Regions from separate parts of the Homo sapiens genome. Here region 2 is linked to region 1. The links are chromatin contacts, found by Hi-C or POLR2A ChIA-PET in ENCODE. All regions are on one chromosome and are shown on one strand. Each heading gives the region's core, a stretch centred on a gene start or an enhancer-like site at or near the end of the contact. The rest is flanking DNA. Distances are from core to core; before and after follow the strand shown.

What was found. Hi-C counts contacts between places; a loop is a spot of excess contacts on that map. ChIA-PET counts read pairs that join two places held with the same protein, here RNA polymerase II (POLR2A). Pooled maps may share reads with other maps.
Region 2: a map of heart right ventricle shows a loop between it and region 1 (2.4-fold over the local background). The contact joins two enhancer-like sites. A Hi-C loop is called at or near these places in 12 of 168 maps with a recorded cell type or tissue (Caco-2, HepG2, PC-3 and 5 more), 1 of 37 single-sample maps with no recorded cell type and 6 of 50 pooled maps. POLR2A ChIA-PET finds 5 or more read pairs at or near these places in 3 of 52 experiments (H1, MCF 10A and WTC11).

What each region holds. Positions count from the first base shown.
Region 1 is chr1:223,076,960-223,082,651 of GRCh38, reverse strand. No RefSeq gene overlaps it. Among named protein-coding and RNA genes, the nearest start is that of TLR5, 63 kb to the left of the region's middle. RefSeq lists an enhancer at 3,526-4,039. Within about 2 kb of position 1,296, at least 25 of the 41 ENCODE cell types and tissues checked have a DNase peak (open chromatin) inside an H3K27ac peak, as active enhancers do; they include heart right ventricle, where a contact is called at or near this core.
Region 2 is chr1:223,014,787-223,020,422 of GRCh38, reverse strand. No RefSeq gene overlaps it. Among named protein-coding and RNA genes, the nearest start is that of TLR5, 130 kb to the left of the region's middle. Within about 2 kb of position 3,047, at least 3 of the 41 ENCODE cell types and tissues checked have a DNase peak (open chromatin) inside an H3K27ac peak, as active enhancers do; they include heart right ventricle, where a contact is called at or near this core.

The DNA.
Region 1 (5,692 bases), core at 47-2,546:
CACACCTGCACGGGGGGAGGGCCACACACCGTGGACAGCAGTGGAAAGAGCACTGGGCTTAAAGTCAAGGGACTGGGCTGAAGGAGTTCGGGAAGTGCCACCCAAACACGGTATGCCAGCTACCTTGAACCGAAGGCACTGGGCAGCACAGGATGCAGGCGGAGGCTTGCTCTGAGCTGCCTTTGTCTGCCTAAAGACGGACCCTCCAAAGGGACCTCAATTATCATGAATCCCCCTCCCCAGGAAATTCATGAGCCAGGGGAGACTCGCATCACAGCAGAGGGGACTGAAGGTTGATGCCATGCCCAGGCCAACTTTGTCATAGGCTACCCATATTCTCCCAAGGGCCCATTCATCTTTCCCCAAATCATTCATTCTCCCCATGGCACCTCCATCCCCTCTCCTGCCTCCGCGGTGAGTCAGGCGCATAAGCTTCTAGGTCTCTCATTGGTTTGGAGATATTCACTTTTCTTTCCCATGATGCATCCATGTGCATAATAAATGTGGTCACCCTTCCTCCTGCTAATCCGCCTGCTGTCAGTTTATTCCATAGACTCCATTATGGAGCACTCAGAGGGTAAGGTTTCCCCTCTTCCACGGAGCCTTGCTGAGCCTCAGTTTCCCTATGAGGCAGGCATACTTCACCATCTCCTTTCAGGCTGGATATTCATTCTAAGGCCACACATGAATATGAGAATATTCAGGCCTTTTAGGTAGAATATTCTAAGAATCTTAAACGATGGTACCTCTTAGTGGAAGCAGTATTCTGACAAACCAATGGGGCAGGGAGGGTGGGAAATGGTGTTTTATGGTCACTCTGGGACCCCAGGCAAGGTAATCCTAATGGAAGCTCAGGCTTTTGGGGCGGGCTTTTTTTTTTCCTGTCTACGAATGGAAACATGAAGCAGATTTCGCAGTATCTCCCAGGGAACTGGACAGTCTACTTTGGGGCCGGCGCAGAAGAGATGACCCCTGACCACCTCCCGGTGTGCTGGCTGCGGCTGGACCCGAGGGCGCGTCCTCCCGAGCCTCTGCGGCTACTCTTCTCGCCGCCCCCAGGTGGTGCTGCAGGACCACAGCCTCGAGGCTCCTCCGCCCCAGGTGCCCGCCCGGCAGCCCCAGACCTGCCTGGATTTACTCCCTTCAGCGGGAGGAGACACCAAGAGGCCGACGCGTAAATTCCAGGCCTGGCCTTCTTCCAGCGCTCCAAAACCTTCTGGAGCCTTCTCAATCAATAGACTCAAAGGCTTTTAGCGTGTCCCTGCCACTTGACGTCAGAGGTGACACGGGTCTGTGAGCCTGGCTGCTGGAATTCACACTCAGCCAACACCCAGCTCGGGGCTGTTCCCCTTGAGCCTGTCCCAGTGCCCGGAGGGGCCTCTTTCCCTCATTCCTCCCCTTCTAGAAACCCTAGACACAGCGCCAACACCACACCCGGAGGCGCCGGCCTCAGGGGAGAAACCACAGTATACACACACCACACATACTATGTGTACACACACTACACAGTGGACACCCACCACACGCACAATACACATGCACGACACCCTGCACACACGTGCCACAGGTCAGCCTGGAAGCACGATCACAGAATGGGAGTCCTGTGGTGAAATCCTCGCTGATCTAGAAACAGCTGCACGGCCGCCCTTCCCGGGGAGAGTCCCAGGTCCTCAGAAGAGCCCCAAGTTGCAGCCCGGCCCATGCCTACCTGCAGCCCTGCAGCAGCAACACACCTGGAGGCAGAGAGAACTTTGGAATATGCTAGAAAGCCAGTAAGCGCACATCTCCTCAGAGCTTTGCTACTTTTGTCAAGAGTTCCATGCTACTTTATGAGGTAATGGAAAGACAAGGTTAAAGCTGATTGAGCTCAAGCTACATCTTTTACATGTTAAGGGCCCTCATTGGACCCTGACCCTGGCTACTCATGAGGGAGACTTTTCCTCCCTCTCCTGTGGGCCTGTGTGAGCCAGGCATGGAGCTTTGCCTGGGCACTGGTCCTTCCCCCCCAGGGCTGTGAGGGCAGGATCCATGGCCCTGGCAGAGTGAGGCTGGGGCCGGCATTGGAGCCTGAGGGGCAGGAGACCCCAGAGAGTTCCTCCGGAGCAGCACAGGGTGGGCATTGGGGTCAGAGCCTGTGGCCTTCAAACCTGGTTGCTCACACTACTGCTTCTCAGTACAGCCAAGGTGGTGCACGAATCCAAGAGAAAAGGTGAACGGAGAAGCCCGGTCCTGTGGGCCAACCCCAGGGAATGCGCTTCTTGGAGAACTGGGAGGCCTGAGCCCTGTCCTGTGGCTGGGGACAGTCCAATCTGTGATGCAGTAGATGCTGGGGGCCTCACGGAGGGCTCTGAGCTGAGGGTCCTTTCCACCCCCAGCCCAACCTCAGGGCCAAGAAAAGAAGGTGCTCAGTGACCCCGCACGAGCTCTTTCCCGGGTGCGCGAATTTCATGCAGTTATATTAAAATAGAAATACTCAAAGCCGCTTGGACCCAACTGACTAGCTGGGCATTAACATGGTGCCTAGGTAGGTAGGGCCTTCCTGGATTCCAGCTGTTGGACCCTTTTCTCAACAATGCTTACTTACACAAGCAACTAGGGATTGGCCCCCAAAATGAGGATTGCTGGGACTTGCAAATGATAATTGTCACCAAATAGGGTCTGGATAATTAGAATGAAGGATGATTAAAAGCGTGAGGAATCTTGGAAGTTTAAAGAGTCCAGCCTCTCCACGAGTGTAGGAATTCATTCTCATTCTCCCGGCAGGGATGATCCGGCCTCTGTGTGAACACTTCTAGGGACAGGGCACCCCCTTTTGGAAATCAGACCACTCCAGTATTAAAGAGTTTATTATTCACTCCTGCGTGGGCGTAAAATCTGCCTTCTGAGACTTTGGCCTGCGGGTCTGAATTCCACCTCTGAACCTCCAGAGAGGAGCCTTCCCCTCCCACTCAGCAGGTCACCCATGTCTCTGTCACTGACCACTGTCCACAAAGGGGCTGTTTAAGAGGGCAAGGGTGAGTTGGCAGCTACTTGGATCAAGGCGACCTGCCACACTCATTCTGGGGAAGTCACCAGAGTACATGGCCGAGGCTGGAAGGCAGATGTTTGAGTCTGTCAGAGTCTGTGCATTGACAGGATCCAAAAGCCTGGGGCAGCAGATGAGAGGTTCACAGCTGCTATGTACCCCTCCCCACGTGGAAAGGCAGACACAGGGGGACCCGTGGCCCTCACGTAGAATGCGTGGTCTCCAATGGTGGCCTTGGACCCCTCTTCCCCTGTGATCAGCCCCAGCAAGAAGCGAGGCTGTCCCCCTTCCCCCTGTGTCGAGCCATAGAAGGAGCAGCAGTCCTGGGCCCAGCCTTTAGCAGTCCTGGCAGTTTCCTCTTTCTCTTGGGAAAAGCCAGCGACCACACTGTAAAGCAGCGCTGATGAGTCTCCTGAACAGTGAGCACACATGTAGGGTAGAAGCTTCAACTCTCCTCTACCTGACCATCTTCAGTCATCATCCATGCCCCAGTTGTACCACGGCTGGTGCCAGCACAGCCCTGCAACCCTCCTGCTTCTGCTCAGGACTCCACTGCCTGCTGCTCCTAAGCCCCTCTGCTGGCTGCACTGCCCAAGCCGGAACCTGGCTGGGGGCCTCCCTCCTCCCTCTGGCCTCTTCTCCCCAGCCTGGAATGGCCCAAGCCCTGATGGAGGAATAAACGTTCCAGCAGCCAGAGCTGGAGAAACATCTGAACGAGGTCACAGATTGGCGTTGATGGATGGACCCCCAGGTTTCCTGAGGGCCTCATAATTTTTTTTTTTTTTTTGAGACAGTCTTGCTCTGTTGCCCAGGCTGGAGTGCAGTGGCGCCATCTCGGCTCACTGCAACCTCCACATCCCAGGTTCAAGCAATTCTCCTGCCTCAGCCTCCCAAGTAGCTGGGATTACAGGCACCTGCCACCACGCCCAGATAATTTTTGTATTTTTAATAGAGAGAAGGTTTCGCTGTGTTGGCCAGCCTGGTCTCAAACTCTCAACCTCAGGCGATCCACCCTCAGCCTCCCAAAGTGTGAGCCACACCTGAATTACAGGTGTGAGCCACCATGCCGGGCCTGAAGGCCTCATAAATATTGATTCCATTCCCTCTCTGTCCCTTGCAGCTCTGCTGAAGGATTAGCATGTTGTGGCGGCTTCCGGAGGAGGAAACGAGGGTAACGGAATGCATTGAAACCCAGAGTGCAGGGTCCCTATGCAGCATGGAGTGAGAGTCGGATGGTCGCCTCACTGTGCATGTCCCATCCCCTCCCCAGGGCAGCTACAGACATTACCTCATCTCTCTAAGAGTCTCTGGGACAGGAGGGGAACGTGGCTCTCCTTCCCCTGCTCCCCACACCCAGCCCCATGTGGCACCAGGAAGGCAGGCAGAGCCTGGCAAGGCAGAGCAGGCAGCCCAAGGGTGCTCACAGGACCGAGTAGAACCCACCCTCATATATGGCCCCAGAGAAAGGGTCCCCTGGAGCCCTAGCCAACCCCTGCCTCTTGGGGACGCGAGGTGGCCCTCTGGGGCTGAAGCCTGCTGCACCCTCCACCTCATGGCCAGGGCAAGGGTCCTGGACCCAGAGATCTGCCGGCCTCACTTCTGTTCCCCTGCTCCCTGGCCTTCGTGTCTGGCCTCACTGTGTGCCTGTGTGGCTCTCCCTGTCTGCCTCTGTAGCCTCCAAGGAGGACTGCTGGATTCATTTTGGTGTCTCAGAGCCTCTACTGCAGGCAATGCCTTTTATGTAATAGTTGTTCAATGAGTGAGAAGTTAAATGAAAGAATTAGAGCTTCATAGCGTGGAGTGATGGGGAAGGACCTTAACCTTGCCTAGAACCCAGAAGTTAGACTCCAGGCCGGAGGCCTCGCCACACCCAGCCCCACCATTCACAACTTGAGCCACAGACCCTGCGCGAGGCACAGGTACCGACAGATGGCCACGAGGGGCGCCACGACACTCATCCCCAGCTGCCCTCGGGTTGCACACTCAGGGTTGGGCGGGCCACCTCTCTCCCTGTGGACGTGGAGTGGCCCGCACAGAAGGATGGAAGGGAGGGGTTCCTGGAACAGAGCCCATCACTTGCTGCAGAGGCATCCCCTGAACTGGCCCGCTGTGGGGTTCCTTCCTTTCCCAGGGGCTATTATTGGTATTTCCCACTCATCTTCAAGACTGAAAAGGAATCTTTGAAAACCACAAGAAGGGGAGGGGGCGTGGAGAGGAGCTCCCTAAGCCAACTCCTTCTGGAAGTCACTGATCTCCCAACAGGAAAGCTGGTCTTTCCTGTTTAGACATCGTGTCTGGCAAGAGGAAATCAAGACCAAAGTAACAATAATAATTACATAAACCTATGATATGTTAACATCACTAGTATCAAAAATGGTTCTGTTTGCATAGAGCCTGCCAGGCACACCAGGGCACACAGCCTGATGGTGGGCTGCTGTGGTCAGAGCTGTGAAATTTAGAAGGCTTCACTAGGGATGGGGAGACCCTTGAAGACTCTCCAGGACACACACGCCTGCGGTAACCTTCAGGATCAGGGGAACGTGACTTCAGGCAGAAGGAGAAAGCCGCATGAAATAGAATGAGTGTGGGCTTTGCTCTCTGCCCAGGTTCAAATCGCAGCCCCAGCTCCTGACAGCTGTTTGACTTTGAACTAGCTGCTCGAATTCT
Region 2 (5,636 bases), core at 1,798-4,297, 64 kb after region 1:
GCAGACAGGAACTCACCTTTATTGGATTCCTATTAAATCTCATTTAATCCTTGACGTCTTCTTATAAAGCATTACTGCATTCCCTTTCAGATGAGGAAATTGAGGCTTAAAGAATTGAGTAATATGCCTACGCTCACGGGTGTGTGCTACTCTACCGCTGTAGGCAGACATACCCGGGTCTGGCCTCCCCACCTCACTCCTCATCATCAGCCTCCCATTGAAGTTTGGCAGCACTCATTAAGCCATTTAATAAGATTTACATACAGTCATGTGCCGTGTAGCAGCATTTCTGTCAATGATTGGCCACTTACATGATGGTGGTCCCATGAGATTATAAAGGAACCAAGAAAATCCCTGTCACCTAGGGATGCCACAGCACAACCCATTACCTTTTCTACGTTTAGATGCATGATACTTACCGTTGTGTTCCAGTCGCCTGCAGTATTCAATACGGTAATGTGCTGTACAGGTTTGTAGCCGAGGGGCAATAGGCTGTACCCTATAGCCTATGCATTTAGTAGGTGACACCATTTAGTTTATGTAAGTATACACGATGATGTTTGCACAATGTAAACCCAACGTATCTGAGACAGGTCTCAATTTAGAAAGTTTATTTTGCCAAGGCTAAGCCCACGCCTGTGACACAGCCTCAGGAAGTCCTGACGACATTTCCCCAAGGCTGTAGGGTAGAGCTTGGTTTTATACATTTTAGGGAGATATGAGACATCAATCAATACATGTAACAGTACATTGGTTTGGTCCAGAAAGGCAGGATAACTCAAAGCAGGGGCTTCCAAGTTATAAGTAGATTTAAAGATTTTTGGATTGGCAATTAGTTGAGTTGTTATCAATAGAAAGGAATGTCTGGGTTGAGATAAGGGGTTGTGGATGCCAAGGTTTGATCATGCAGATGAAGCTTTTAGGTAGCAGGCTTCAGGGAGACCAGACTGTAAATGTTTCTTATCAGACTTAAAGAGTCTGTTCTGTCAGTAATTCCAAAAGGGAGGAGGGAATGATGAGGTATGTCCAGCTCCCAGTTCCTGTCAAGGCCTGAACTAGTTTTTCAGGTTAACTTTGGAATGCCCTTGGAAGAGAGCAGGAGTCCATTCAGATAGTTGGTGGGGCCTTACAATTTTATTTTTGGTTTACAACAATATCAAAATTACCTAATGACACACTTCTTAGAATGTACCCCTGTCGTTAAGTGACACATAATTGTAGATAGATGGAATGGAATGGAATGGAAATAAAATGATGGAGGCAAAGGCACAGAATAAGAAGACAGTAAAAGAGAAAGCTGGGCTGGGAAGAAAGAAAGGAGGAGGAGTACAGAACGGATGGCCAGGTGGCCCCTAAATCAGAGTGTGGACTGCTTATTAAGGTGCAACTCCAGAGCCTCTCCCCTGACCTCTCCCCTGACCGGCTGAACCCAAATCTCTGAGTCTACTTTTCAACAAGCTCCTTGGGTGATTCTTATACTCATGAAAGTTTGGGAACCACTGCAGCCTAGCCTGGGCTAGCCAAGGCAGCAGCCACTAGCTGTGTGTGGCCATTTAAATGGGAATAAGCTAAAATTAAAGATTCACTTCCTCCCTCACATGAGCCCCATGTTAAGTGCTCAATAAGCACATGCGGCCGGGGCTATTGGGCCCCACCATCCATGTGAGGTATTGACTCCCAGCTCTCTCCAGTTGCCCGGACACAGGAAGGGATGACTGCCCCATCCTCAGTCAGGCAGTTCTCTCTACATCCTCGGAGGGTCCCTGCAGGCCTGGTGACTATGGATTTGGCGGGAGTCTTCCGTGTGTCTAACAGTGATGTGGGCCAGACTCCCAAATGTATCCCCAGCTCCACCCAAGCGCCAACCCAGACCTGTGGTTCCTGATCCCCTACAGAGACGGCAGGTCATCGAGTGGCCACAACATCTCCTTAGGCCCTGTCCTGCAAGGTCTCTGCAGAAGAGGGGCCAGTGTTGAAGACTGAGCACTTTGGGCAAGGTCCTTTCTTATTCTTGTCCCCACTCACACAGGCAAGCTGTGGCTTCAGAATGACAAAGTGGAACCAGGCTGTGCAGTTTCCTAGCAAATGTCCACCTGGGGCCCGAATGTGGTGTGTGGAGGGTGTGCACACTGTCACAGGCAGCCCAGGGAGGCAAGCAGTGTGACCCCCATCCACAGATGAGACTCAGAGAGGCTAAGGTGCGGGCTTAGCTCACACTGGCGAGGGGTGGTCTGGATTTGAATCCAGGCCTAGCTGATCCTCAGACAGTGCTCCTATGATCCTGATTTCTCTCTGCTTTGTCCCCAAAGCCGGGCCTCAAGGGGCCTTGGTTCCTGGCTCCAACCCAGAGAGTATCCTGGCCATCAGTCCCCAAAATCAAACATGCATCTCACCCCTTCCTACTGTGGGTCTGGAAGGATTCCTGGATGAGACCATCTTGATAATCAATGTTAGGATAATATGGTTTGGCTGTGTCCCCACCAAAATCACAACTTGAATTCTATCTCCCAGAATTCCCACATGTTGTGGGAGGGACCCAGGGAAGGTCATTGACTCATGGGGTCCGGTCTTTCCCGTGCTATTCTCATGAATAAGTCTCATGAGATCTGATGGGTTTATCAGGGGTTTCCGCTTTTGCTTCTTCCTCGTTTTTCTCTTGCCACCACCATGTAAGAAGTTCCTTTTACCTTCTGCCATGATTCTGAGGCCTCCCCAGCCATGTGGAACTGTAAGTCCAATTAAACCTCTTTTTCTTCCCAGTCTCAGGTATGTCTTTATCAGCAGCATGAAAATGGACTAATACACAGGATATCCCTTCCTTCCAGTTAAAGAGGAACACCTCATCCAGGAATTCCCGGTGCTGGGACAGCCTCCTGTTTACCCCTCGGCCTGCTCCGTCCCGGCAGATAAGGAAGAGCCACCCATTCTCTCCGCCACACCAGTGCAGGTTTCCTGCCGGACTCCAGGCAACTGCTTCCTAGCCAGGCTTTTTCCCAGGGGCTGGGGGTGGAGGCCACAGGCTCTTCAGCTTGTGAGAAAGTAGGGGAGAGGGAGCCCTAGAGAAATACCAGTAGGTAGGGAGGTGGTGAGAAGGGGCCCCGGCCTGCCTGTGGTGGGCTGTGCGAGACCCATGGGCCCTGCCCTCTAGCACACACAGAAAGCCCCTTGGCTTTCCACAGAAGACTGACCACTTTTCTCCAGCCATGACCCCTTTGCCCCTGCACCTGATGCAAAGCCAGAGGCAGAGCCACACAAGAAGCAGACTGACCCCACTGGCCACCCGGCCGGCCAGCACTGGGCAGATCTGCAGGGCTGGCTCCCCTTGGATGCACCAAGACCCAGCAGTGGGCGCCGTAGCGCCTGCCCACCAACAACAAACCTTCTCCAGCCAGCCTGGTGCCTGCCTTCTCAGCAAGCCCGATGTCACCAGACAGCCACTAATCATCTCAGAAGCCTTGCTTCCAAAGAGACAGGGCACACCTTGTTGGCTTGAAAGACCTACCCCATTTCTCTTCCTCCAACCTCATCTCCCAGGTGGGTGCAGTTCCCTGTTGGGCAGTAAAAATTCCCTACCCAACATTCACTGGTTGGTCTTTCAGTCTTTGTTTTGGTTTTCATAAAGCTCTGCTTACTACACGAGGAAGAATAATTCTTCCTCTACCTCCAAAGATGACAGAGAGCTAGGAAATCATTATAACTATAGACTGGCCTCAGATGGCCTCAGTGAGCAGATCCCAACTCCAGGCTCCCCCTACTAACTCCCACGCTGGCCTCTCAGCAGGAAGGCCCAGTTCTCCTAAATTCCCCTGGGCAGATGGGAAGCTCTCCCAGGCCTTTTTCCTTAAGACATGACTCCTCTAATGCACAACAACCTGCACAAGAACCTCTTTGTATGTTTAGGCCTCTGAATCCATCTCCCATTATTAGAGTGGGCAAAGAGCCTAGGACCAGCCCAGCAGGCTGTGTGCACTCCAGCCATACTTCTCAGTGATGTTCTTCCCCAGTGCCTGCATTAACAGATCATCTTCTCTTAAGAAATCAAAGGTCCCAGTCAATTTAGAAAGTTTATTTTACTGCTGGGTGCGGTGGCTCACGCCTGTTGACACCGAGACAAACAGAGAGAGACAGCAGAGACAAAGACCAGGGGAGAGATCTCTTGCTTCCAGCCCCTTGGGAAGCCTGCCCGTGGGTTCCATGAGGCACCCCAATTCTTCTCACAAAAATCTTTTCACTCTACTTAAAATAGACGAAGCTAGCTTCTATTTCATGAAAGTCCATCGTTCAGGGCTGAGTGTAGTGGTTCACGCCTGTAATCCCAGCACTTTGGGAGGCCGAGGCAGGCATATTACTTGAGGTCAGGAGATCGAGACCAACCTGGCCAACATGGTGAAACCCTGTCTCTACTAAAAATACAAGAATTAGCCGGGTGTGGTGGCGCACCCCTTTAATTTCAGCTACTCTGGAGGCTGAGGCAGGAGAATTGCTTGAACAGGGGGGCGGAGGTTGCAGTAAGCAGAGATGGCCCCACTGCACTCCAGCCTGGGCGACAGAACGAGACTCTGTCTGAAAAAAAAAAAAAAAAGAAATCAAAGGACTTGAAAGCTGTCTTCTCACCTGTCTGCCTCCCCTCGGTTCTCAGTCTTCTTTTCAGATATGTGGGCCTCCCAGGGAACTCCCAGAGGGAGTTAGGCATAGCCCCTGCCTCTCTCCTATCAGTTATGCATTTTGGCTGAGTTGTTTCCATGGTTAGCATTTGCTGGGGAAGTGAATGTTTCAGAGGCTATGAGGTCAAGACATTACTACTGGAGTATTTATAAACGAATGAAAGATGTAATTGCCTTGGGGCAGAATTTAAAACTCTAAGGTAAATTCTGAACATGATTAGAACTCATTAACCTTAAGGAAGTGAAGACAAAGTGTTAGCAAAGAGGCCAGCACACTTTATTTCATAGCTTTCTCCATTCCTTATTTGAAGCTAAGACCAGTAGGGTGATAGGATGGCTCTTCCTCTCCCCTTAGAGTCCCTGTGTTGTATTGGTCATGGTCCTGAGTTGCAGACAATAGAATCTATTCTAGCTGGTTTTCAGCAGGAGAGCATTTATTAAGGACATTAGAAAACTCACTGAAATGTTGCAAGGACTGGAGACACCCAAGCTTCTAGAACAACTTCCAGCACCGCACTGAAGAATGGTCCTGGTAAGGGAGCTGCCGACATTGACAACCCCAAATCACATGCATTTGCAGGTCTAAGCCATGGTCCCAGCTGGTTTCATCACTTTTTTTTTTTTTTTTAAATTTGAGACAGAGTCTTGTTCTGTCGACCGGGCTGGAGTGCAGTGGCGCCATCTCGGCTCACTGAAACCTCTGCCTCCCGGGTTCAAGTGATTCTCCTGCCTCAGCCTCCTGAATAGCTGGGATTACAGGTGTGCACCACCACATTCAGCTAATTTTTATATATTTAGTAGAGATGGGGTTTCACCATGTTAGCCAGGATGGTCTCGATCTCTTGACCTTATGATCCACCCGCCTTGGCCTCCCAAAGTGCTGGGATTACAGGTGTGAGCCACCGCGCCCGGCCTGTTTCATCACTTTCAAACCAAAGTCCATCTGATTGATAGAAACTAAGTCACATGTCT